4 separate regions of the Homo sapiens genome follow, and all the other regions are linked to region 1. The links are chromatin loops, found by intact Hi-C in ENCODE. Cell type or tissue: PC-3. All regions are shown on one strand. Each heading gives the region's core, and the rest is flanking DNA. Links, peaks and the distances in the headings are about the cores only.

Evidence for each region. A loop is a pair of places that touch in the nucleus more often than their neighbours do. Peaks named below come from ENCODE experiments on the same cell type or tissue, not always from the same donor. Only the 100,000 strongest peaks of a DNase experiment are listed, where the experiment ranks them.
Region 2: a loop joins it to region 1, with 5 times the contacts of the local background. A loop is called at or near these places in 1 of 110 quality-filtered maps.
Region 3: a loop joins it to region 1, with 3 times the contacts of the local background. A loop is called at or near these places in 1 of 110 quality-filtered maps.
Region 4: it touches region 1 in a loop (4-fold over the local background); 1 of 110 quality-filtered maps calls a loop at or near these places.

Annotation. Positions count from the first base shown.
Region 1 is chr5:89,926,431-89,932,150 of GRCh38, reverse strand. The region is part of intron 2 of LOC102724637 (a long non-coding RNA gene); the gene reads right to left. Among named protein-coding and RNA genes, the nearest start is that of MIR3660, 87 kb to the left of the region's middle. In PC-3, for the core only: a CTCF peak has its summit at 2,777; a DNase peak (open chromatin) is centred at 1,220; H3K4me3 peaks cover 424 bases; H3K27ac peaks cover 795 bases.
Region 2 is chr5:90,383,948-90,389,667 of GRCh38, reverse strand. No RefSeq gene overlaps it. Among named protein-coding and RNA genes, the nearest start is that of CETN3, 23 kb to the left of the region's middle. In PC-3, for the core only: a CTCF peak has its summit at 3,359 (motif pointing right); no DNase peak of the experiment used is centred there.
Region 3 is chr5:89,855,048-89,860,767 of GRCh38, reverse strand. No RefSeq gene overlaps it. Among named protein-coding and RNA genes, the nearest start is that of MIR3660, 160 kb to the left of the region's middle. In PC-3, for the core only: no CTCF peak of the experiment used is centred there; a DNase peak (open chromatin) is centred at 2,747; H3K4me3 peaks cover 517 bases; H3K27ac peaks cover 1,584 bases.
Region 4 is chr5:89,752,709-89,758,428 of GRCh38, reverse strand. All of the region lies in intron 1 of LINC02161 (long intergenic non-protein coding RNA 2161), which reads right to left. Among named protein-coding and RNA genes, the nearest start is that of LINC02161, 170 kb to the right of the region's middle. RefSeq lists silencers at 1-150, 1,160-1,360. In PC-3, for the core only: no CTCF peak of the experiment used is centred there; a DNase peak (open chromatin) is centred at 3,168; H3K27ac peaks cover 720 bases.

The DNA of each region.
Region 1 (5,720 bases), core at 980-4,979:
AATACGCCAGCATTTTCCAACAATATTAAGAAAGGTTGACAGTGCTTTTCACCTTTTTCAGATTTCATTGTAATACCCACGATTGAGATGGTTGGAGATAAAGCCATTATCCAGTGATAGTTCATCATGTTGAAGGAATCCTGCTGTATGTATTTTATATATTTTGATATGGATATGTGATATGCACCCTTAATACAATTCTAGTCTATAACAGCTACCTAACAATATTTCAGAATGAGCTTTTTCTAGTATTCTGTGCCATTAAAGAGTGGCCCCTTTGTACATTAATGAAAGCTTGTCCTTTAGAATGAATAGGAAGTCTAAGAATTTGGCTAAATACCATCTTTCTGGAAGAGGAAAAAATTAATGGCAAAATATTAGAAATATAATTGATCAAATGCAATACTCATTGTAGTCAAGAGTAAGTAATGCAAAAATCTGTAATTCTCATGAAAAACAATATTAAAATTGTGTTCCCGGGAAGTTAGTAACATTTTGACATTTTTTCTCTATTCTTTAAATGGTTCAGAGCAACTATTTATTAATTAGCATTTTCTTTAAGAAAAACTAATATCGTTGTGGAGGATTAACTTCACTTTGGAGTGTACTACTCCCTTAAAAGGACCATTAAAAGGCTATAAAATTAATTGTTTTCTACTAATAAGTTATTATTTAGAATCACTTAGTTTCATCTACCAGAAAAAAATGCTTTTTGAGTTAGAGGTTTTATATTATCTCAGTCTTCTCATCCATGATCAATACTTACTCCATTTTTGTTATTATATCTGTTTCCTTCTGGTTCTCATCTTAGCTCAAAAGAAAAAGGATGATTGAACAAAATACCTTTTGAGTAGTCTCTCTGCTCCTCAAAGCACATGTCTTCATAATTATCTCAAATTTGCATATTTATTGTTAAATAAATATAAGGGGAATTTATTGCAGTATGCTGCATTCTTTGCACTCTCTGTGTCTTGTTTGCATCTTGCCTGTTTTGATCGTTTTAGATTAGAGGCACATGAATTATCATTTATTTTAAGTGCTATATTATAGTCATTTTTGCAGAGAAAGAAAGCAGTCAAAAAACAGATTGTCCAACTTCTTATAAATGAGAATGTCACAAATAAAATGCCAGTTTGTTCACCTTGTCCTTTGCACTAACGTCAAGCCATTCTCTTCGATGCCTTTTTTGTAATTATGAGTAATAGCCCAAATATTTTACAGCAGAGAGATGAGTCACAAAGCGGAAGAACTATAAATACTTTTGTTCTCGAGAAACAATGAAGCTGTATATTCTTTCACATTCACCCACCACATATGTGTTTTATTTAAGGTTAAGCTTTTTTAAAAACAACTTTCTCCTGCTTTAAGAGTTCCAATCTCCAGTACAAGTTTTGTTTTCCAGTAAACTGTTTCATTGTATTTGATGCTTCATAAATGTATCTAAATCTAGCTCATCATGCACTGCTAGCTACACCTAATCATACACACATGTCTGAATTACTCCACTCCTATTTAAAGGAAAAGAACAAAAAGTAAGAATGGCAGATGTGTTCATAATTAATATCCTACTGGGTTAATCAGTAGATCCTCAGGAATGCTATGAGGGTTTTGATGTATTCAGAAAATCACTGCCTTTATCTATAGACCTCTTTAAAGACAAACATACAACAGTTAGTTTTTAGAAGATGTGATCCTTGCAAATAAGATAGTAAATAATATTGTCACAGACTTGCCTCTTTGAATAACCTAATTCCATGCTTGATTTTATATGTTTAAGTGAGGAATTTATGGTTCATATTTACAGCCAGTGATATGTGCAAGGATTGCTGTTTACTAACATCACACTCAAAATTTCTTGTAGACATTTCAAGCAATTTGAAGTATAGTTCTTCTAGAAGTAACTAAATATAAACAAGATGGGCACTTTTTTTAAGGAGATTGATATTTCAGAATTGTTGATCACTCCTATACTTGTGAATGAGAGAATATAAGAGACATGGTAATTCACTGAAGGAGAAGAAGAAGAAGGAGAGCATTGCATTATTGGAAAAACTCCATCTTTATAGCGAGACAATACTGAGTTGAAAGCTCAGTCTCCCACTGTGCAACTCTAGGAATTGCTTAAGAGCTCTGGTCTTTGGTTACCTCATCTACTAATGCAGAATAATAACACTTCTGTCTTAAGGTTTAGAGTGTTAAAATAAAGCAGTACTTGGGACATTGAAAAATGCTGAATTTAAAAGTCCTGTTTCATGGGGAATATGAAACTTTCATTCTAAAAAGACTGTACTGTATGAAAGATAAATTTTAGTTATATTGTGGTCCACATTTCAGTTTTGGAGTTAATGTATTCAGGTATGTGCCTGTCACAAAAGGGTCGTGCATTAAATGTTGAGTGAAAACATTGTGGCTTAGACAGAAATCTTGGAATTTAACTAGAAATTTATTTTTTTAAAAAATGAAAGAATAGGAAGAGGTTCATCAGCTCTGTCTTGACTATCTCTAGATCTATGATTGATGCAATATTACCTTTAAGTAAAAAAAAAAAAAGCTACATAATTATTTTAGTTTTATTGTATCTTCTTAAGTATGTTTCAAGTACTTTCATTTGTGTTTGACTCTTCAAGATCTTACCTTCACTACAACCCAGTATTTCCATTGCAAGTGATAATATTGCAATGGAATATTGCAGTCTTTCTGAATAACAGAATTTACATTATATCAGTCCCCGAGAGGACCAGGGGCATGGAAAGATCAGGGTTTGGACACTTACACCCCCTTGTGTTTTGGGAGAGGTCATGGCAACTCGCTGTCCCTATGTGCAGCTTGCCTAGCAAGTATCCTTGTGCCTGAAGGAGTGAGATATTAAATAGCAAATTAAAAAAGACATTTCAAGCAATTTGAAGTATAGTTCTTCTAGAAGTAACTAAATATAAACAAGATGGGCACTTTTTTTAAAGGAGATTGGTATTTCAGAATTGTTGATCACTCCTATACTTGTGAATGACAGAATATAAGAGACATGGTAATTCACTGAAGGAGGAGAAGAAGAAGCAGGAGAGGATTGCATTATTGGAAAAACTCCATCTTTATAGTGAGACAATACTGAGTTGAAAGCAATTTGAAGTATAGGGTTAAAAATGAGATTGAGAAGTAAAGCAAAATGGGTTACATTTTAGTACTTTTAACTTCATTTTCCCCCAGTTATTTTTGAACAAAGGGGCACCACATTTTGTTTTTATACTGAGGTTTGCAAATTAGGCAGCTGGTTCCCAAACATGTGGCAGAATGGTCAGACACTTCAGCCTGATCTCCTATGCCTTCCTCTGAGGTTGCATCTTATAGAACCCAACTTGCCAGTCCCCTCTGCCTCTTTCTTTAACAAATTTCTTTCTGTTTCCTACCTCAGGAACTCTATACTTGCTATTTCTTCCTTCCACTATACCCTTCCTCCTTGTTCTTGATTTCTAAGTATAAGCATCACTTCTTAAGAAAACCTTCTTTAACCATGCTAACTGGAGGAGCTCTTCTCGCACAGAAGTTATTGCTATCACACCTCTCTCTTTTATTTTCCTTATATAACTTAACTACTATGTGCTTATTTTTAATCTACCAATTTTGCTCAATAGGATGTAAAATTCCATGAGGAGATATTTTGTTTATATTATTCAAAGTAATATACCTATATCAGCGGGTAGGGGTGGAAAAGTCCCAGGGCATAGTAGGTACACAGTAATTCCTTGCTAAATAAACACATGCTATTGATTCATTCTAAAAATTTATGAAAACCTACCGTGGCAAATAACACTAGGATTTAAAGGGGATATCAATGTGGCTCTTCTAGGAGTCTCTAATCCAATTGAGGAGATGGAAGTAGATATATAATTAAAAATTGTAGGTAACTTTAATGGTTAAAATTAATGTTACAATGTACCATAATATTTCTTGGGTAGCAATATAATTAAGTGGTTTAGAAAAGTTTGGGGCACATAAGATTACAAGAAACCCCAATTTTTGTATGGTTGTGTTTACATGGAAGAGGTCAGAGACTCAGGAATATTAACCTATGAAAATCTTTATTTTTTTCTCTAAATTCAATAGCTTTTTGGGGAACAGATGGTGTTTGGTTTCATGAATAATTTCTTTAATGGCGATTCCTGAGATTTTGATGAACCCATCACGCCAGCAGTGTCCACTGTACCCAATGTGTAGTCTTTTATCCCTTGCCACCCCCACCTTTCCCTTCGAGTCTCCAAAGTCCATTGTATCATTCTTATGCCTTTGCACCCTCATAGCTTAACTCCCACATGTGAGTGAGAACGTACAATGTTTGGTTTTCCATTCCTGAGTTACTTCACTTATAATAATAGTCTCCAGTTCCATCCAGGTTGCTGTGAATGCCATTATTTCATTCCCCTTTATGGCTGAGTAGTATTCCATTATATATACATATATCTATCTATCTATCTATCTATCTATCTATCTATCTATCTATGCATCTATCTATCTATATATCTATATCTATATATATATATCACATTTTCTTTATCCACTCATTGATTGATGGGTATTTGGGCTGGTTCCATATTTTTGCAGTTGCAAATTGTGCAGCTATAAACATGCGTGGGCAGATATCTTTTTTGTATAATGGCTTCTTTTCCTCTGGGTAGATAACTACTAGTGGGATTGCTGGATTAAATGGTAGATCTATTTTTAGTTCTTTAGGGAATCTTCACAGTGTTTTCTATAGTGGTTGTACTAGTTTACATTCCCACCAACAGTGTAAAAGTGTTCCCTTGTTACTGCATCCCCACCAACATCTATTATTTTTTAATTTTTTTATTATGGCCATTCTTATAGGAGTGAGATGGTATCATATTGTGGTTGTGATTTGCATTTCCCTGATAATTAGTGATGTTGAACATTTTTCCATATGCTTGTTGGCCATTTGTGTATCTTCTTTTGAGAATTGTCTATTCAAGTCCTTGCCTACTTTTTGATAAGATTTTTTTTAAATTTTATTTCTTGCTGATTGTTTGAGTTATTTGTAGATTCTGGATATTAGTCCTTTGTCAGATGTATAGATTGTGAAGATTTTCTCCCACTCTGTGGGTAGTCTGTTTACTCTGCTGACTATTTCTTTTGCTGTGCAGATACTTTTTAGTTTAATTAAGTCCCATCTGTTTACCTTTGTTTTTGTTACATTTGCTTTTGGATTCTTTGTCACGAACTTTTTGCCCAAGCCTATATGTAGAGGGGTTTTTCCAATGTTATCTTCTATAATCTTTATGGTTTCAACTCTTAGATTTAACTCTTTGATCATCTTGGGTTGATTTTTGTATAAGGTGAGAGATGAGGATCCAGTTTCATTCTCCTATGTGTGGCTTGCCAATTATTCTGGCACCATTTGTTGAATAAGGTGTTCTTTCTGCACTTTGTTTTTGTTTTCTTTGTCAAAAATCAGTTGGCTGTAAGTATTTGGCTTTCTTTCTGTGTTCTCTATTCTGTTCCATTGGTCCATGTGCCTATTTTTATACCAGCACCATGCTGTTTTGGTGACTATGGCCTTTATAGTAGAGTTTGAAGTCGGGTATTGTGATGCCTCCAAATTTGTTCTTTTTGCTTAGTCTTGCTTTGGCTATGCAGGCTCTTTTTTGGTTCCATATTAATTTTAGGATTCGTTTTTCTGGTTCTGTGAAGAATCATAATGGTATTTTGAT
Region 2 (5,720 bases), core at 907-4,906, 460 kb before region 1:
TAAAACCAGGTTCTGGTTTATCTGAGCTTTATGATTGTATGTTAAAAGTTACCTTTGTGAGGTAAACTCTAAATACCAGGTGTTTTTATTAGTAATTTTATCTAACTGTCTACAGAAATCCAAATTACCTCTTTCATGAGAACTTTGGAAACCCATATGTCTTGTGCTATTCTGAGACTATGTAAAATATATTTTCATTATATGATGATTTTAGGAATATTACTAACATTTTATAGAATCAAACATCAGCAGGGTTACTTCCATTTTATACTTAATTAAGGATATTTTAAAATAGGTTTTCTTTATTCTATAATAAAATAAATAAGAGATAATAGAATCCCCGGAGTCCAACATTTCTGATTTAATATGCTTGTAACATTTGCCTAACACACCACTGTGCTCTCTGAAAAGGGCGATCATTTTCACTGTATGGTGTTACCTAGACTGCCTATCCCCAGGGTCTTCCAAAAGTCCATGTACGTTTGACAGCATGGAAACGTGTACTGTTGTAGAGCATAAATACTAGAGACTTATTGATGGAAGCCTATTTCTGATACGTAGCTTTTTAAAGACCACTCAATATACATAAACTAAATGTTAAGTGACAAAAATATTTTCAAATTATATTTCCTACCATTTAGGACCTCCTTAAATTTAACAGCAGGTTAAAGGTTTGGGGTTGGCTTATTTTTTAAGAAAATATACATTTTGATTGTTTTGAAAGTTTATACATTTAAGGTTTCTACCAAACAGGTAGATATAACCATACTTTCAGCAAGATTACATTTTCCTTTTTCTATTAAGATTTAAAATGTTCCATTAAATCTGAGTAGCTAGCCAAAACTGAGCTTTCCAGGAGACTTTCTATACCAGTCTTGCTGGGAGATAATTGTTGCTAATCTAAGTCCAAGGGATAGTGGGATGTTTTTCAACACTGGCAATAAAAACAAAATAACTCTTTCAAAGAGGGAGAAGCAAGATTTGGATTCTAAGAATTTTCCTTGTGAAAGAAAACTTTGTTTATATCTAATTGGTTGATTTCACTACTGTAGCAAAGATACAAGAAAAAAAACTGGGAAAGATTTTTAAAAACTAGAAAATTAACAGTCTATTTCATGTCGTTTGGGGAAAAATTAAATGACATTATGTTTGTGAAAATGTTTTGTGAATTGCAAAGTTATATTAAAATTAATTGTTATAGTTATGCTTCTTCTGTAGTTTGAATTATTGGCCTATGGGCCCAAGTGCTTATAGTTCTACAATCTGATCCTGGAAGTTCTGGGGTCTTGAGGGCCTCTAAGGAGCTGTTGGTTGTACCCAAACCTAGCTAGCTAGGATACTGCTTGGGGGTAAATTCTAAACTCAGATTAGTTTCTTTGGAGTATTCATAAACAGGTGAGCAAGGCAGTGTTCAGTCCATTTGGAGGAAATGTATTCTTAGGGAGCATGGATAAAATATATGCTATTAACATTTGGTTGAAATCAGCTTAAAAATCATGGTTTATAGTTCTACCTAAGTTATATTAAAGTCAAAGGTTTTTAAAAATTATTTTCAAAAAGCTAAACTTGATTGCTGGCAGCTATTAGGGTCTAAAGAGTTAATTCATGTGAAAAAGAGATAGAAAAGGCAAATCTTTTTAAAAGAGTTCTTAGTTTCTATTTTATTTATACTTTATGTAACATCTTTTTTTTTTCCAAAAAAGGATTGTAGCACACTTCTCCAACACAAATTCAGTAAGATTATTAAATTAGAAATAACAGATCACAAACTATATAGAAATAAGAAGAGACAAATGCAGTCAACTTCAGTTATTTGGGGTCAGATGGAGGAGTGTTCAGATCAACCATATTAAACATAGCAGAGACCTGGACAAGGCTCATCTCCCAACCAAGTAATTGCTGCTGTTTACCACTTTTGCTCTCACCTTCTCCCCCTTGTCTCCCACGAGATTAGAGAAGTGCTGAGTTAACGAGAGGCATGTCTGGTTAAAGTAGGGTTGAGAACCCAAAGGAGACCTTCCCAGCACTACAGGGGAGGGAAAACGCTAGACATCTGCTGTACTTTAATATTGTTAGTCTACAGACCAGTCAAATTGCTCCTATATAATCAAGAAATTTGTTCTAGGAACCCAGGATGAAATAAAAGGTGCATGAGGGCCTAGAGGTAAAGGAGAGCTTAATTTAGAATACAGCTTACAGTATGGATGTAGAGGTTTTCTGAAGTGTAAATTAATTCACATACTCTTTATTGGTTCAATGACATACTCCATATACTACTTACTTACTGAAAAAAATCAAGAAACATGAAATTAAAGAGATTAAGATTGCTGTAGTGTTTGACCATCTAAAAACATTGCTCAGGATTCTGATGAATTCAGTGTTGAGGAATACACCATCCATATCAATAGCTGCTTAGTTGTTCTTAAGCCTCAGGGAAACCAGAGATTTAGGGCTTATGTAGGGGAAATGTACAGGAGTCACAGGGAAATGGTGAGCGGCAGTGGGACGCTGATGCCAGAGAAAGGACTCATGGAGTGGTTATTGACCTATAGGTTCAAGAGATTTGCAGCTCTATAATCGGATCTTGGATGTTCTGGGATCTCCGGGACCTCTACAGTGTGGGAAACAGTTACAAAAAGATAGTATCATCTAAATTTCAGTTTTTGCCCCAGGCTGACACTGCTGGAACTTTCATTTTCAAGAGAGTATGGAATGAAATCTGGGTTCCATATTGTTCCAAGTTGATTATGCTTCTGGGTGGGCATCCACTGGTAGAACTGAATGGGAACACATGGTTCTGGTCTCACTTTAAGAACTCCTGTTTTATTCATGCATAGAAGTTGACACACTTTTTCCTTCCATTATATATCACTTGTTAAGGTATCACCTCATGTAACCCAACAATGAAGGGTGTATGTATCTCATGGTATTTCCATATGGTAATTGTCTTGTGAGTCTTCAATGAACAACGATTGTTCTTTCCCAGCTAAGGAGACATTTGCCTTGTATACAGGAATATATATATAGACCAATAAGAGGAATCATTAACTAGACTCTTATAATCTATGAATGTGATTTTTAAAAGCTTCATTATTTTGCATATTTAATTTTGTTAGTCTCTATCAACTAAGACTTTATGTTTTGGGGAATGTTCTTTCTAGGCAGAAGGGTTTGATTCCTGCAATTATGAATGTTACTAGGTACAAATTCACCTGCAGAAGGGATGACAGTCAATTCACAGGCCTTCTAAACTCCTTCTTTATTCATTTATTCAAGGAAGAATGGCACTTAATTACTCAAATTAAGATAGTGACTTGGAAAGAGAAAAATAGAACAAAATATATTTTCAATCTCCACCAGGGGGACCTATTGCTGCAACAAAAAAATGAATCTGAGGAAGAACATTTGTTTTACACAACAGTTACATGATATTATAGTTTTATTTTTTAAGTGTATACACCTATTTGAAAAAAAGTGCTTTTTATATTCCACATAATGGTATTTCTTGTGGTATAATTTTATTTTTACATTATATCTAGTAATTAAAATAGAAAAATAAACAAAATATGAGGTTTTCTTGATTTGTTAGTTAAGCTTTTTAAAAGTAGAATAAACTATTAAGTGAAAATATAAATTCAGTCTTTATTTGAGAAGAATTTCTGTTTAATATATCTACAAGATTACCTAAAGAAAGCAGAGAAAACTCTTTTTCATGAAAACATATCTTCCTAAATTTTGCGAATTCAGTATGTCTTATCCCCTACTCCACTGGCTTTTGTCTGGGATTTAAAGGCTTATAGTTTTTATGAAACATTTTCATACTATACTATTTATAATTACAAAATAGGTAAGTTCTATAATCACAAAGTTAGTAAATCTATCCTTTTGCCTCACTTCTAGTTGTGAGACATTCTATTTTCTGCTTTGAGATTATGCATGCTTTCTTAGCATCAAGTGCTATTTTATTTATTTATAGTCATATATATCTTAATATTCCTTATTTTTTACGGTTCAAATATTCTCTTTCTGAGAGCTGTATAATTTTCTAAATTCTAGATGTTTTTATCTGACTTATATGACTACCTCCTTTCTGAGTTCATTGATTAGAAGTGATTTATATTAATGGGTGTCAGTGGTGAAGAAAGTTTACCAACACTGTGGGACAGATATTACCATGTCCATTTCTCAGATCAGGAAATTGACGCTGAGAATGATTACGTTACTCAGTTAATGTAATGTTTTCTACCATATGATTCTAAGCCCAATATTATTAAACACACAGTTAATTTTAACACATCTCAGATATGAGCAAGCTATTGTTCTTGACATACTTCCTCAACCTAGACCAGATTAGTGAACTCATAATTTGAGTGTTAATGGGCCTTCTATCCCAGACATATTCTTCTGCGTGATAAATTCCTTGTTCTAAATAACTTATTTGGATAATTTTCCTTGTCCTGAATAAACACCAACCTACATAATACCATACTTTAGATGTAGCAAGAGATTTTTAAATATATATACTGCAATTATACATTTGGCCAAGCAAGGTTGTAATGATGCCTTTGAACTTTTGGTTACATGTACACACACATACAAACATAAACACACACACTACTTTTTTCTCCAAATAAAATTATTAACTCTACCTTATGAAGAACTGAATAAAGTTCAATAATAATGAAATAAAAATTTACATTAGACATATGAAATCACTCATATTAATGAAATGCAAAATTAAAGTACACCGAGGTACCACTTTTACTTATTCAATTATTTTTGTAATATACTCTGTTAAATGCAAGGAGGAGGGGAAATAAACCAGAATCCTTTCACTGCTGGCATTACAAATTGGTACAACTCCCACAGAGGGCAATTGGTAACATTACAAATAACTACACCACATGATCTAACAGATCTCTTGGAATTTAGCCTATGGATATACTTGTACACATGCAAAATTGTTTATGTTTAAGACTATTCATTATAGGTTTTTTATAGCGAAAATTGGAAACAAATCAAATGTCCCTTGTTGGGAGGCTAAATAATTGGAATACTATACAGCTGTTAAAAAGAATGAGCAAGAGGTCTATACTGATATGCAAAGAGCTTCAAGCAATATTAGATGAAAATGGCAAAATGCAGAACAGTCTTATAGTAATCTATTTGTGTAAAAAAGGAGGAATAAGAATATATATTTATATTTCATTTTATATACATAAAGAAACTCTTGAAGAACACATAGAGAACTAATAAAAGTGATTACCTGCTTGGGATTGGAGGCAAAGAGGCAACTGGTGACAGACAGGGGTAGGAAAGACACTTATTTTCTTTTGCTAGAATATTCTACCTATATTTTAAAAAGTGTGTGTGAGAGAGAATGAGAGAGAGGGAAAGAGAAAATGTGTAAGTCGAGTTTAAGTAGACACGTATACTTTTACTCCCTAAGATGACAGTAAAGGGATATTTTTAAAAAGGTACATACCCACAAGGACAAAAAGAATGGAGGAGAAAGAAATAGCAAAAATTTTGGAAGCTAGAAGGCAGATGAATGAATAATATTGACTCAGCAAACTTAGAAAGCCAAATTCTTTGTTGCTGACTTGGGAAAAGCTGAGAAACTTTTACACTGCAGAATATCCAGAAGGTTCAGGAATTGGCATTTCCAGGTACCTCTGAAAATGAGATTGAAAATGGGGCTAAAAATAGGAAGATTGGTT
Region 3 (5,720 bases), core at 1,014-5,013, 71 kb after region 1:
GTAATGTTTTTCCAGTTATTTGAACATCTTTTAGTCCAATCAAGTCATCACATAAAATTAACCATCACAAGCATCGTTTTTCTTCCCAATACAAAGTTCTCAGTTTTGCAAAATGTAATCATATTGAAGTTGAGACTTGTTTTCACTCATTTCTCAAAAAACCAAAATGGGAAGTCACCTTAAATAAAATGCCAGCCTTCTTAAAACCTTGAAACACTACATATAGACATGCCTTATTGTATTGCACTTTGCTTTTTTGCACTTTGCAGATATTGCATCTTTTACAAATTGAAGGTTTCCAGCAACCCTGTTGTACAGCAAGTCTATTGGTGCCATTTTTACAATAGCATATGCTCACTTTGTGTCTCTTGTCACATTTTAGTAATTCTTGCAGTATTTCAAACATTTTTATTATTACTATTTTATCTTCCATGGTGATCTTTTATGTTACTATTATAATTGTTTTAGGGCACCATCAACTGCATCCATATAAGATAGTGTATGTAATCAATAAATATGTGTCTTCTGACTACTCCACCATCTGGCCATTCTCCCATCTCTCTTCCTCTCCTAGGGCCTCACTATTCCCCAAGACATAAAAATATTAAAATTAGGCCAATAATAATGGCCTCTAAGTGTTCAAGTGAAAGGAAGAGTCACACATCTCTCACTTTAAATAAGCTAGAAATGATTAAGCTTAGTGAAGAAATAATGTCAAAAGCTGAGATAGACTGAAAGCTAGGCTTCTTGTGCCTAAGAGTTAGCCAAGTTATGAATACAAAGGAAGAATTCTTAAAGGACATTGAAAATGCTACTTTAGTGAACACATGAATAATAAGAAAGGGACAGAGACTTACTGCTGATATGGAGGAAGTTTGAATGGTCTGGATAGATCAAGCCAGCCATGACATTCCTTTAAGTCAAAGCTTAATCCACAGGCATTACCTCTCTTCAGTTATCTGAAGGCTGAGAGAAGTGAGGAAGTTGCAGAAGAAAAGTTTAAAGCTACCAGATGCTGGTTCATGAGGTTTAATGAAAGAAGCCATCTTAAACATAAAAGTGTAATGTGAAGCAACAAGCACTGATGTAGAGGTTGCAGGAAGTTACCCAGAAGATATAGCTAAGATCATTGATAAAGATGGCTACACTAAACAACAGATTCTCAATGTAGACAAAACATCCTGCTATTGGCAGAAGATGTCATCTAGAACTTTTATAGCATGAGAGAAGTCAATGCCTGGCTTCAGAGCTTCAAAAAATAGGGTGCCTTTCTTGTGGAGAGCTAATGAAGCTGGTGAATTTAAATTGAAGCCAATGCCCATTTACCATTCTGAAAATTCTAAGGCCCTTAAGAATTTTGATGAATCTACTCTACTCATGCTCTGTAAATGGAATAACAAAGCCTGGATGACAGTACATCTGTTTACAGCATTGTTTACTGAATATTTTAAGCCCACTATTGAGACCTACAGCTCAGAAAATAAGATTTCTTGACAATATACCTGTTTACCCTAAAGGTCTGATGGAGATATCCAAGAAGATGAATGCTGTTTTTAAGCCTGCTAACACAACACCTATTCCACCCATTCTGTAGCTCATTGATCAAGGAGTAATTTTGACTTTCAAATCTTATTATTTAAGACATACATTTTGTAAGGTTCTAACTGCCAGAGACACTGATTCCTATGATGGATCTGGGTAAAGTGAATCGAAAACATTCTGGAAAGAATTCATGATTCTAGATGCCATTAAGAACATTTGGGATTCATGAGAGGAGGTCAAATTATCAACATGAACAGGAGTTTGGGGGAAGTTGACTCCAACCTTCGTGGATGACCTGGAGGAGTTTATGACTTCAGAGGAGGAAGTAACTGCAGATGTGGTCGAAGTAGAAAGAGAAATAGAACTGGAAGTGGAATCTGAAGATGTGACCAAATTGCTGCAATTGTGTGATAAAACTTAAAGAAGTAGCTTTTTACGGATGAGATGACGCCTACTCCATGTGAAGATGCTATGAACATTGCTGAAATGACAACAAAGGATTGAGAACATTACATAAACTTAGTTGATAAAGCAGTGGCAGGCCCGGCACAGGGGCTCAAGCCTGTAATCCCAGCACTTTGGGAGGCCTAGGGGGGCGGATCACAAGGTCAGGAGATTGAGACCATCCTGGCTAACATGGTGAAACCCCATCTCTACTAAAAATACAAAAAATTAGCCAGGTGTGGTGGTGGGTGCCTGTAGTCCCAGCTACTCGGGAGGCTGAGGCAGGAGAATGGCATGAACCCGGGAGGCGGAGCTTGCAGTGAGCCGAGACTGCGCCACTGCACTCCAGCATGGGCGACAGAGCAAGACTCCGTCTAAAAAAAAAAAAAAAAAAAGCAGCGGCAGGCTTTGAGAGGACTGATTCCAATTTTGAAAGAAGATCTACTGGGAGTAAACTACTATCAAACAGCATCACATGCCACAGAAAAATATTTCATGAAAGAGTCAATGAATGCAGCAGACTTCCTTGTTGTCTTATTTTAAAAAATCACCACAGCCATCCCAACCTTCGGCTACCACCACCCTAATCAGTCAGTACCATCAACTTGGAGGAAAGACCCCTCCACAACCAAAACGACTGTGACTCACTGAAGGCTCAGATGATTGTTAGTATTTTTTAGCAATAAAGTATTTTTAAATAAAGGTGTGTACATTGTTTGTTTAGACGTAACACTATAGCATACTTAATAGTATACTACATACTGTAAACACAACTTTCATATGCACTGGAAAGCTAAAAAGAAAAATGTGACTCACTTTACTGCAATATTTGCTTTACTGCAGTGGTCTGAAATTAAACCCACAATATCTCGGAGCTATGCATGTATATTTTTAATACGAATGTTTTTAAGCCACAATACATCAGGATAAAGAGTTTGTAATTTACCGTCTGTGTCCAACTGATCCTTTTTATTTTTTGTCACTATATGAATAATTTACCAAAGTAAGCATAGAGGAATAGTGAACAATGACTTTTACTACACATTTTGATAAGAATTTAAATAAAACAAAACTTACTTTTTATATCAAGTAAGTTTTGTCAAACATCATAACTGATGAAATAATATTAGAATGGATCTTTTTAGCTAAAAATGATAATTCATTCTCATTGTCCTATAGTGTTCCATTGCAGAAATACACCACAATTGATCATATGTTTGTATTATTTCACCTTGTTTGGAGGCTGTAATGAATAGACCTGCTGTGAAGGCTTTTGTACATGTCTTTGGTGCAGATATGTATACATTTTCTGAGTATACAACTAGGAGATAGAATTGCTGGGTCATTGAGAAGAATAATCACTGGACCTTAGGTATAAATATGTGCATTTTTGGGAAGCATCACCAATCAGTGGTTGTACCATTTTGACTCCCAGCAGTCAACTTTGAGAAAGATCTTTACCTTTTTAGAAGTTATCACAGGATCAAAGGGAACTATAACTACTAAACTGGAATTCTGGCACCAAAAACAGTTATGTATTGCCTCTGCCTTGTCCCTTAATGCTTTTTTTTTTTTGTATGGTTTATCTCTCCAATTCCATTTTGAGATATTAAAATAAAACAAAATACCTTTGCTTGTGTTGTCCCAAATCTCATAGATAGCCTGGAATCCTCAAATCTGTGGTACAGTACAAATTTAGAAACTTCTGGTTAGCATTGGGGGAAGGCCTCAAGTAGCTGATCCAAATTATGTTATATAGAAAAATATGGAATTCCAAATTCCAGCATTTTTCCCTTATGTGTATATTTTTACTAACATCTTGAGCCAACCAATTTACTAGAAAATTGTGTTTCAAAATCACACCTGTCTGTGATGTTCTAGATGTCTCCCAGAAATTACAACCAAAGGAACAAATTCTGACCAGGATCTTTTTCTTCCACTTGTTTGTTATTTCCAGGAGTAAGAAAGCAGGGCCAACCTATCCATTGTTGGTCTCTTGGAACAAGATGTTAATTAAAATTAACATATAAAATTTTATGTCATATAAAATTCCATCATAGGAAAAAAGATAAAAATCAGAGACATAACACTTTACATTTGGAATTCCTGCAGCACTTTTACAAGGTCTATATCATTTTGCTTACCACTTTATGATAAACCAATTTGTTTTATTGTCAAGAAAAATCTTTACTTTCTCCGGTATATTTCATTTAGTAGACATGTGTTAAGTTTGAATCTAAAGTTGCAGATTTATTGAAATATTTGAGATTACCTATTTAAACTTAAAAAATTTGCAAACAAAAGGAAACATTTTTTTCCCCATGTGAAAAAGTGAGGGCTTTAAAAACATTTCACATTGGTCTACATTCATTAGTCCTGTATTGCGTTTTATTATTCTATTTTTTCTTTTTAAATAATTGTCTAAGATTTTAAACCTTACTATTCTATATTTCCATCTTTTAACTGGACAACATGGGTGTACTTCCTTTAAAAACATAATTACCAATTACTCTGCCAACCATAGCTTTTGCTGTCTTGTGCTATAAGATAATTCAATATGTAAGCAATTGCTTTGGAGTTCTCAGGTCAACTACCTGCTATTAAAATGGCTCCATGTCAACCTATGGCGGTATAATTCACTTTAAATCTAGTGTATTAGGTTAGAGAAAGTTCCAAGTTATTGTCAAAAATGTTTCCGACTTTCAGGCAGACATATGCCATAATTTTTGAAAAGCACATTGAAAGGAAAATGAGGAGAAATGGTGCCTGGGCTTGAGTTATATCAACATAAACATTTTTTAAGCTACTCTGGCAGAGGCAATCTCATCTGAAGTCAATGCAAACCATTATAAAGTTGGGCGAAACCTTTGCTCGGCCATGAATGAAACCAGCACATGGCGTTTATATCAGGAAAGCAAAGAGTTTTGAAAGAATTGAGAGCCAAGGCTGGGCAAGATTGCATGTTGGAAAATTCAGTAATTCATGGATCGTTTTCTTTTAAGCATATGCATGTTAACGTGTCTTTAAAACTTCAGAGAAGAACTTCTACTTTTTGATGCAAGTTACATGAGGTGCAGACAAAGAGTCTTATGATTTGTACAGGCACAAGATGCACAGCATTTTGAAAATCCCAAGATAGCTTATGCACTTTTTTTTTTTCTTCACAGTAGGAGTAGAACTTGAAGTTCTGAATCAGGAGTGTAAATGCATTGCAGTGTAACAAAAATTTGAGAAATAGTAAAGGAAGTACAGATTAATTACCTAGGATTCTATTATCACATCCCACTCAAGTTACCATTAACCATTACACTGCAGGTAGTTTTTTAGGGTCTAGATACCTGCTGGTTTAGAAAACTGAAAGAGGTATAAACCATCTCAAAATGTTAGAGGGAACAATATAATGAGGTTCTATCTTTACTGAATCATTTTCAATCCAGAATCAAACGTACACAAACACAACAGAGCGTTCAGTAGTAGTAGTATCTTCTATATTTCTGGAAGCAGAGATCCAAATAGACTAATTTGATCATTCTTTTTTTCAACAAATATTGAGTATACGCTATCAAAATTCAATGCAACAATAGATGCATTTGTGAGGTGGTCCTACCAAACAGGAGATATTAAGTGTCTGGGTTAATGTCATAGTTAAGTGATTTACTAACTCTCCCAGGGCCACAGTTCATGACTCCTAACTCCTTATCATACTCTCTTTCTGCTCTACCATATGCCTTCAT
Region 4 (5,720 bases), core at 1,057-5,056, 170 kb after region 1:
TGGACATGTGGTGAGGCAAAGAAATTGGAATTTGGCAGGCTTAATTGCATTAAATTTGCTCTGGGTGTAAAATATGTTAATTTGCCACTGTCTGGAAGAAATCATGGTGAGTCATTCACAGAACTACTTAGAATCTATTTCTGACATGTCTAAGTATCTATTGCTTTGGCCATTGCCTTTTCTCTTCACAAATCTACTTTTTAATAACATGTAAAAAAAGCAGGAAAAATTATTTTATCTTAGTCCACATGAAACAAATTTCAAGCAGAAATTCTTGAGTTGAACAAACAGCTGGTAAGATTTCATTTCTGTTCTGACATTATTTTGTATTTTCTGTTTGATCACAGTTTTTATGAAAAGGAGCAGGATCATTCTTTATTCTTGGTGATAATATAAATAATTTCTTCCCAATTTATTACTAAATCGGAACCATACTCTATTCATAAAATGAGCTCTCCCAATACTGAAAGATTTTATGTGTACTTTCTAAGCATTATTATTTCAGAATAATGTTAGGCAAATATCTATGTATTGAAGCAGAAGAGGATGTCTTGAAAGCGAAAAAAAATGAATCTAGTAGTTTAAAATAAGAATTCTATTTTATGATCTCAAAATATCTCCATAATTTGAAACATAACACCCCCAATACACAAATAACACAACTTCAGCAGATATCTCGAACCTTTTATCAAGAAGATCCCTTGCTGGGTCTTCAAAATTGCAGCATCTGAGCTAGTCTTTTACTAACCACACTTTATATAATTAATGCTAATCCTAAATTAAGCAATTTGAAAATAAAACATAAAAGTCTATTGGGTTTATAATCAGTCATTAAACAATTGACATTAAGCCATTAAATAAAGCAAATACAATGCTTTACTATTATGACAGAAGTAAAACAAAAATAACAGAATAAAACAGTATTTGGAAATATTGTTTAGCTATCTCTATCTTGGAAATAAAACACAGGTTCTCAAAATGCTGCCACCTTCCTACCTGTTTTCAGCTAGCAATGAACATGGAATTATAAAAATTTGCACACATAACGCTTGTCTCTTAAAATAGCACTAAACATATGTGAAGTCTCCAAATTAAAGCTTACCCCCAACCACCCCAACTCCAGAACATTGTAACCACAAACGCCTTGAGATATTGGCTGAATCATCCCCCTTTCCAAAACTGTCCATCTGTCTTTGAGAGTGGCTGTGATCCGGAGGCTCAAGTTGACTTACTCACTGAGCTGCCTGCCAGTTTAGATGCACTTTGTAGGTGGAAAATTGTTGGTCTTTGTCCCTCCCAGCTTGCAAGTAAAATGAAGCTGCCAAGAGATAAACACATTCTAAGTTTATCGTGCTATTCTTGGCCTCAAACTACAAGCCATAAGGCAACTATTGCTCAAGGTACCGTGTTTACAAGTGTTCAGTCCTCCGCTGTTTCAGAGACCCAACAAGATGGAATATCTTCCTGCCAGCCTATATTTTGTTTTTTTCTAAGCTTTCACATTTTTAAATTTCTTTTTTAAAAGGGGGAAATGGAGCAGCTTCCTTTAAAGCATTTTGAAGGTTTGAAGTCTTGTTAAAATTTTGATTATGATGTGTTTAGGTTTTTCCCACAGAAGCACAATAAGTTCCTAGTAAGACTGGACACTTCTTTCCATTATTATCAGTATTACTATATTTATTATTATTTTATTTAAAAGTCAACAATATGTGTACCAATTATTTCTATATAGGTCTTCTCAATTGTTGCCATTTACTATTTTCTTTATTCACTATTTTGACCTTTAACGCATTTATTATAATAAAACCCCTTTTTGCTTTTAATTGCTATTTTTTTTTCCTGCCTAGGTAGATATATTTAAAATAATGTGATCAGAGTTTGGTAATATTCTCAAAACCCCAAAAAAACATTTTTTTTTTTGAAAGAAGGAGTACTGAGTTACTGAGTTAACTTTTCTCACAAATGTCTTCCTGGCTGCATTGGATAACAGGATGTATTGAGTTCATACATCTTAAATATAAAAGAGGAGTATAGCTATATCACATCCTATATTGGCACAGTATATTGACATGTATTATGTATGATGTTACACTGTTTAAATTATTAGAAATCACATTAAAAGAAATTATAATAAGATAGGGCTTTTTACCAAATCTAGGATATTTGGCAAAGATATGATAATCAAGTTCAATCCTTGATTTACAAATAAGACTTTGAGCTCTCAGAGTTTTAGAACTATATTTTATACCGTGATTTCTTTGCATTTCATTAAAAGTATCATTTTCTTCAGAGTTCAGCATAGTACATAGATAATTTACCTATAGAAAAAGAGCTTAATTGGTTTTTTGGAGATGGGAGATAGTAATCCACAACCTGGAATTTTTTTAACATACTCTCACTAATCCGTTTTCATTCAATGATTTAATGCACTACAAATTAAATTCACTGACTACATGACCAGTGAAAATAATGTAATAAAAATTTACTTGTTCTAGTTTAAGTCTGAGGGTAGGGAAGGAAGATTTGCAACAATCTACCCTGGGAGATTGCAATAAAAATGTATTGTTAATTTGAAGCATTACTTAGGATCATTCAAAAAATCAAAATCAGTATGTCCACGTTAAAATGAGCAGAGAAAGCTTTAAAGATTGCCATAATTAAGAGTTAAAATGGGCTGCATAACCACCTGATGGCCTTCTGAAGATGTACAAATAATGAAGGAAAATGGATGAATATTCTATTTGAAAATTATCTGTATGTTAGTTTTAGAATTTACCTGCAGCACTCTACATCTTGAAATATTTAGGTTGCTATAACAAAGCAACAAAAACTGGGTGGCTTATTAGCAACAAATATTTACTTCTCACAATCCTGGAGGTTGGGAAGTTCAAGATCAAGACACCAGTAGACTTGGTGTCTGGTGAGAACCTACCTTCTTGCTGCCTCTTCACATGGTGGAAGGGATGAGATAGCATGCTGGGGGCTCTCTAATAAGGGCAATAACTCCAATCATGAGGGCCCTGTCTTCATGACCTAATCACCTCCCAAAGGCTCCACTTTCTATTACCATCATCTTGGAGTTAGGTTCCAACACATGAAATTTGGGTGACATAAACACTCGGTTTATTACATTCCTGTAGCAGAAAAAATGAGTAATAATCTCATCAGCGCATGTAAAAATGGTAACTACCTTTGCTCTATATGACTCAAAGTAGGTGGCAAGACTCATGTACATTCCAAAGACTATCTGGTCAGAGGCATTTGATGTCTTTGCTTTACAGATATCTTACTCTTGGTTTATTACTCTAATAAACAGTGTTTTACAGTGTTCTTATCCAGCACAGAACAGCTAATTTGATTATAAAATATGCTATGATACTTTGAAACTCATATTTAATTGTTAGAACGTGCATGAGTTCTACTTTGAAAGTCTAAGAAATTGCCTAGATTTTGAGGGGGTGAGGGACTGATTGGTCATTAGTACCTAGCATTGCTAGAATCCAGTATTCTTTGAGTTGATGAATATGACCCTTCCACAACTGGTGGAGGGGACTCTACCAGAGCATTGTTATGTTGGCATTGTAAAAGGAACAAGATAGGTTCTTAGATAAATATCTAATATGTTAGCAGTCATACTGAAAAGAAATATCTGAGTAGTAGTTTATAATCTTTTGCTATGTACACATTTATAAATTATTTATTTGTATTTAAGTCTGATTATTGGTTCAAGCCAAATGTAAGTGCACCCAAGAGTCAGAGTCATGAAGTAGGTGGGTTTCAGCATTCAAGGTCACTAGTAAGAAATTAGAATTTTACGTACTAGGAACTCTCAAATAATGAACAAATTTTTTAATGCTTTTTATTTGGAAAGATTAAGAATATTTTCAAAAGTAGAAAGTTTTCCCATTTCTGAAATACCTTTGCAATACCTGTCATCCCAGGATATTCCTTTAACTTTTCAATTTAATACTCTAAGGATTCTTTGTTTTTAAGACAATTTCTTTCCATTTTGTTGGGTGAGTGTCCTTGAGGTGATATGTATGAGGTCATGCTGTGTGTTTCAGGTAGTCCATATAATGCTGTCATAACAACACTAACCAAAGCTTAAAATCTCAGTGGATTACATAAAAGTTTATTTCTAATTTATACATGTTCAACAAGGTGAACCAAGAGTCTTCAGGTTCACTGGGGGCTCTGTTAATCATAATTGCTCCAAGATCTGACTAACGGAGTATTTAGCTCAATACACATGTTGATAACTAAGAATGCAGAAAAAAATATACAAGGTGAATTATTTTATGGCTTCTAAAGCTTTTATCTGGAGGAAAATTCATCACTTCCCACATTTCTTTAGCCTAAAGCAAGCCACATGATATTAACTAACCCACATTACACATGATATTGTCTAACCCAAAGTTTGGTAGATGAATACTTTTACCTTGTGCCTTGAAAGAAGAGAAATGGAAAATTATTGAACAGACCTCATGACTTGACTAATACAAGATAAAATGCTTACAACTATTAAAGGAAGTCATTTTTCCTAAAGCCACCAGAAGCAGAAGGCATTTCATAAAGAGCTTGTTTTCCTTCGTAGCATTAGTATAATACATTGGGGTGCCATTAGGACATTTGGGTGGCATTAGGCTTTGCTTCTATCTAAGTCTTACTTTATTGTGCCTGTCATAATTATGCCATGACAATCACTTACTTTTGGGGATATTTCAATGTTTCCACCCTTTTGCTCAGAAAGTTCACATGGAAGCATCTGTTTCTATTTGTGAACTGTAGTAGTGAATGAGCAGCAGCTGAATAAAAATAAACCTGGCTACAGACAAACTGTGTCCTCTATACAAGCACAAGTGAAATGGATAAAACAAGATTCAGCATATAATAACATGATATCATATAAAATTATCCAAATATATGCAGCAAACTCTTGGTATAAAGCATATTATTTTAGTGTTTTGAGATCACATTGAAATGGGTAATACGTACATTCATGTGATTTATGTAGCATTGTGGAGAATTTGACTCCTTAATTATAAGCATAATGCTGGAAACACTGTTAAGTCTTATCAATAATTTAACCAAAAGGAATCAATACATTTTACAGATAAATATACAATTTCAATCAACTAAAACATCTCATTAAATACTTAAAGTAAATCTTATTGCATCCTACATATTTTGGTGTCTCAGTTATGGTCTACCACTTCTCTGGCAAGAGTGCCATGATGATTATTCCAAATCTTACATTTTACATTTTTTACACAATCGATATACAAGTCAGATACCCAAGAAATGACCTAGAAAGTCTCCTTGAGGGCAATGAAGACTTACATGAGCTGTTACTGTTGCCTATTTTTGCATACTATATTCTAATAATTTTTTTCCCTCAACTGTCACTCCTGGTGTAAAAGAAGAGCTGGTTCTTTGTAAAATTCATGAGAACATGCTCAAATAAAATAAATAGTAAAGGACCAGAGGCTCTAAGTAAGCAGAGGAGGAAAGACATTAGATAATTTCTAGAGACAGAATCTAAGAAACTATGAAAGTAAGAATATGTGGAAATGAGAAAGAGAAAGAGATAACCAACACGAGCCAGGCTCTAGAGATATTTTGGTCTTTAATGGCTTCCTGATTCTGCTTACTTTTTCTTGAAGTGGTCTGAATAGTAGGCTTCCTTTCCTCACAATCAAAAGAATTCTCTAAAATAGTGG